Linked DNA regions of Homo sapiens: region 1 is linked to region 2. The links are chromatin loops, found by intact Hi-C in ENCODE. Cell type or tissue: MCF 10A. All regions are shown on one strand.

What was found. Peaks named below come from ENCODE experiments on the same cell type or tissue, not always from the same donor. Only the 100,000 strongest peaks of a DNase experiment are listed, where the experiment ranks them.
Region 1: a loop joins it to region 2, with 9 times the contacts of the local background. A loop is called at or near these places in 5 of 110 quality-filtered maps.

What each region holds. Positions count from the first base shown.
Region 1 is chr7:113,126,336-113,128,835 of GRCh38, reverse strand. All of the region lies in intron 2 of LOC107986837, which reads right to left. Among named protein-coding and RNA genes, the nearest start is that of SMIM30, 9.0 kb to the right of the region's middle. In MCF 10A, no CTCF peak of the experiment used is centred here; no DNase peak of the experiment used is centred here.
Region 2 is chr7:112,555,686-112,558,185 of GRCh38, reverse strand. No RefSeq gene overlaps it. Among named protein-coding and RNA genes, the nearest start is that of LINC03076, 61 kb to the left of the region's middle. In MCF 10A, no CTCF peak of the experiment used is centred here; a DNase peak (open chromatin) is centred at 1,345.

The DNA of each region.
Region 1 (2,500 bases), 570 kb before region 2:
TTAAGTAGAAATTCTATCAAGTACAGATAAAGCACTAACTTGACCATGGTTTCTTATAGCCAAATGCCAGGGCCTTACTTTTCTTGGGGAAAGGGGTAGATGCAAATGGGGACAGAGACCCATTCTTTTATGTTTTCTGGGAGCGGGGAACTCTACTAGTCCTGAATCTGAAGTTAGCTCCAGAGGCAGCCAAACCTTGAACTCTAGCTGGGTCTGAGTTTGCTGTGTTAAGTCTGCTTGGGACAAGCTTCCAGCCGATGGAGAATTCACCAGACCTTGTATCCTTAGCTTCCTAAGTGCACTGGTAGTTCCAGGCCCAGACACTGCACACAGGATTCACCACCCATGTAGCTGTGGCTTGCCACCTCCTTCCAAAGCTCTTGGAAAGCCCAGTGTGGCCAGGCAGAAGGACATGGAAGGTTCCTAGTCCCCATTACAGTCCATAGGGCTCTAATAGGTGGCAGCTCCAGGTCAGAGACACTTTCTGGAAGGGTTCTGATGTGAAAGTACCTGGACTTCATCCAGCACTTCCCTCTACTAGGTGCTGCCAACCCTGAGTTTGAGTCAGGCCTCAGGCATGGTGAGGCATCTGATGTCTTAGAAAAGTGGAGCCAACTTTGAAAACTGGGCTGGAAAGTTACCATTATTAAAGGTTTGATTTGACTCACCATGACCTGGTCCAGGGTGGACCCATGGCATGTGATCTGTGCATTCACATGGGGCCCTGCACTTAGAAGACTAACGGGTCCAGTTTAATGCTCTTGTATCCCTGTCTAGAAATCCTTACTTTTGACCAAGAGGCCCCACATTTTCATTTAGTATTGGGCCTAGAAAATGTACCCAGTCCTGGCCTGGCCTTTATTAAGGCCATATTTAGACAAAATAATTGCCAACTTAACAGAAGGACTGCATCAGCCATTCACCACTGTGCGTGTGTTTGTGTGTGTGGGGGGTGTGTGTGTGTGTGTGTATGTGTGTGTTTACAGAAACTGAAAAAATGTTTTGGGGTTTTTGTCTTTTTTTTTTTTTTCTGTTTTTGTTTTTGTTTTGTTTTTGAGACGGAGTCTCGGTCTGTCGCCCAGGCCGGCGTGCAGTGGCATGACCGAGGCTCACTGCAAGCTCCGCCTCCCGGGTTCACTCCATTCTCCTGCCTCAGCCTCCCAAGTAGCTGGGACTACAGGCGTCCACCACCACACGCAGTTAATTTTTTGTATTTTTAGTAGAGACGGGGTTTCACCGTGTTAGCCAGGATGGTCTCGATCTCCCGACCTCGTGATCCACCTACCTCGGCCTCCCAAATCGCTGGGATTACAGGCATGAGCCATCGTGCCCAGCCTTTTGTCTTTTAAGCAGAGAGTTGCTTTAAAAATTATAAAATACTTCATCAAGATATTAAAGGATAGGAAATGTTAACACAAACATTCAATGTCTAACATTCACTTGAGATCAATCAGAAAAAGAAGACTATCTTTGAATATATAGTCTAAATCAAGAGAAAATATTACATATTTACAGAAAATCTATAAAACACACATCTTTATAGGAACATCTGTCTTCCACTGGATAATGTAGGCCAGCACTCTAACTTCAGTCTAGGAAATAGTTGCACTTTTACTTCCTAACATTGCTCATGCCACATAACACTTCTCATTACCATAAGACAAACCATGCATGCTCCATTCTAGTGAGGAAAAGTGGCTGAGGCTGAAAACTTTCAGGATTTTGGAAAAACACTTGTATGGGGAGATCTAAGGCCTAATTCTGGTACTGCAATTGTGTAACCGAGGACCTGACAAGATCCCAGCAGGTGTAGTTTCTTATGGAAGCACCAAGACTGTGGCTAGAATATACTATTTTAATCCCAACTGAAAGTAAAAGAAATATTTGACACTTGGGGATAAAAGAAAATGATTGAGAAGAGTCAATGTAGCCCTCCTCTCACTGTTGTGCTTCAACAAGGGAGGAACACAACAATAACCTGCTCACTTTTGAACTTTTGTAGTCATTGCAATCTTTCCTGTCTACTGATTATTGTTTCATTTACAAACGAGAAACATTTTATATAATCCAGTACTGATCACATATTTAATCTTTAACTTTGTTTTTCTTTTTCAGGTTTTTGCTTCCCTGAAGAGCTGAGCATCTAAAGAATGTGATAGGCAGTGTCAACGTGCTTTCAGATCTTTACACTATACATATTTTGGTACCCACATGCTAAAAAGTCAAATATACTTTGATTTTCAATGCTTAAGGGATTTACTCACTCAAAAATTAAATTAAAATAGCTCATCTCCCAGAAAAACAGAACTTGTTTAGAATAGGACGAAATAGGAAAACCTACTTTGGCCTAAGATTGAACCATCCAGAAATGTATACTACAATGACTTGATATACACAAGACTGTTGAGATCATTCTGACTCACGGCAAAAAACCATTTTGTAGGTATTCCATTAGAAATCCACTTTCAGGACATATCACATTCAAAAGCTTGATCAACCT
Region 2 (2,500 bases):
ACTATCTTGTCTTTGCTACAGCTCACCATCTGGGTAAATCAATGGGGGTGTGTCAGCAAATAAAAATTATCTATAACATGTCCAAGTAGGAAAAAGTTGACAAGCATGAGTCCAGAGGCCAATGGGAGAGGGAGACACACAGATAAGCAATAATTACAAGATAGACTGTTAAGTGCTATAATAAGCACTTGGTATATGCATAGGAAGCTGTCAGCATGCAGAGTATCTAATATAGTCTTAGGGGTAAAAGAGAAAACTATGCAGATAGGAGAGGGTGGGGTTAGGGTCAGAGGAAACCATACGAGATATAGCTAATATGGGATAAGACTGATCAAGGTGGGCAGAAACAGGAGCTGAATTGGGACAGCTTAGGCAGAGCACCGGCTGGGGACCTGGGTCTCATACATCTTAAAGCAAAACAGAATTTGGAGTTTGAGCTCTCAAGTTAAACTGGAGAAACCTGGCAAAGCTCACAGTCCAGTACACAGGCTGCAGTCAACTTCCAGAGGTACAAGGACAGCGGGGGCCAGTCAGGCTGCACAGCACAGGCAAAAGCATGGTGGCATGGGTCAGAGGTCAATATTTGGGCTCAGCATTTGGAGAAATAATCTGGAAAGAGAGTCTCTGCAACCATGAGAACACGCAGGACCACAGAGCAGCAGGGGCAGGGTATAAGTGTGAGGCCAAGATAGGCCTGTCTGACCTGTGCTCTTGCAATAAGCTCTGATTTGGGTATGGTATGTGGAAGATAAGGGCTAGCAAGTGTGTGCAGCTCCAGAATCAAGCAAGTAGAAGATGTAGAATAAAAATAATACAGTGGGCAGGTGCGGGTGGCTCATGCCTGTAATCCCAGCACTTTGGGAGGCTGAGGCAGGCAGATCACGAGGTCAGAAGATCGAGACCATCCTGGCTAACACGGTGAAACCCCGTATCTACTAAAGATACAAAAAAAAAAAAAATAGCCAGGCGTGGTGGCGGGCACCTGTAGTCCCAGCTACTTGGGAGGCTGAGGCAGGAGAATGGCATGAACCCAGGAGGTGGAGCTTGCAGTGAGCCAAGATTGCACCACTGCACTCCAGCCTGGGGGACAGAGCGAGATCCTGTCTCAAAAAATAATAATAATAATAATAATAATAATAATAATAATAATAATAATAATACAGCAATATCCCCGCCACTGAAAAGCTGCCTAATAAAGGAGAAAGAAACAGGTAAGCAAACAAGCTCTAGAGATGCTGTGACAGAGCTTGTACAGGTGTAGAAGAGTGCAAAAGAGGAAGTGGTTGATTCAGCCTGGCAAGAAAGCCTTCATGACACATTCATGTGGTTGCATAAAGTTTTGAAATGTAGGTGACTAGTGACTAGACTTGGAAGATGAGTAGGTGTTTGCTTGGCAGACCTCAGAAGAAAAGGGCCACTGGGAAAGACATTCTGACCAAAGGAAGCTGCAGCATGAGCAGGAGTCAGTTGCACACATGGAGCAGTCTGGAGCATCAGGGACAGTGTCTTAGTTCATTTGTGTTGCTATAGAAGAGTACCTGAGGCTGGGTTATTACAAAGAAAAGAAGTATATTTGGCTTACAGTTCTGCAGGCTGCAAAAGAAGCATGGCACCAGTATCTGCTCCTGGTAAGGCCTCAGGAAGCTTCCAATCATGGCAGAAGACAAAGTGGGAGCAGATTTGTCACATGGCAAGAAAGGAGGAGGAGAAGGAGAGGGACAGAGATTGAGAGAGGGAAGGAAAGTGCTATGTTCTTTTTAACAATCAGATCTCATGGGAACTAACAGAGCAAGAGCTCACTCATTACCTCAATGATGGCACCAACCCATTCATAAGGGATCCACCCTCATGATCCAAACACCTCCCACCAGTCCTCACCTCTAACAATGGTGATCAAATTTCAACATAAGATTTGGAGGACACAAATATTCAAACTCTATCAGTTAGCGTGTGGACAAAACATTGAGTCAGGATGGACTTCATAATTTGTGGAGTACAGTGCGGAGAGATTTTTGAGCCTGAGACTCTGCACAGAGGGCAGAGTGGAGTGGGACTAGTTTAGATTTTATTGTGTAAGTCACTAAAGTTATTTTAAATTTTCATTTAACAGCTTTATTGAGATATAATTCACATACCTATGATTCACCCATTTAAAGTGTACAATTCATTGATTTTTAGTTTATTTACACATATGTGGAACCATCACCAGTCCATTTTAGGTTTTCATCATGTCAAAAAGAAATCTCACAGCCTATGTCTTCCACTAGCCCTAAACAACCACTAGCCTACTTTGTCTCTATAGATTTATCTGTTCTGGACATTTGTTCTGTGTGGGAAATGCACGAGGGGAGAAGAAAAGACACAAAAACAATATGTTTAGGGGTAAACAACCTTTATCCCATGTAAATGGCAATGCAGATATAATAAGCAAATGATATAATAAGCAAATTGCAATGGGAAGGGGAGAAGGAAAAAGATATATATATATTTACACTAAATA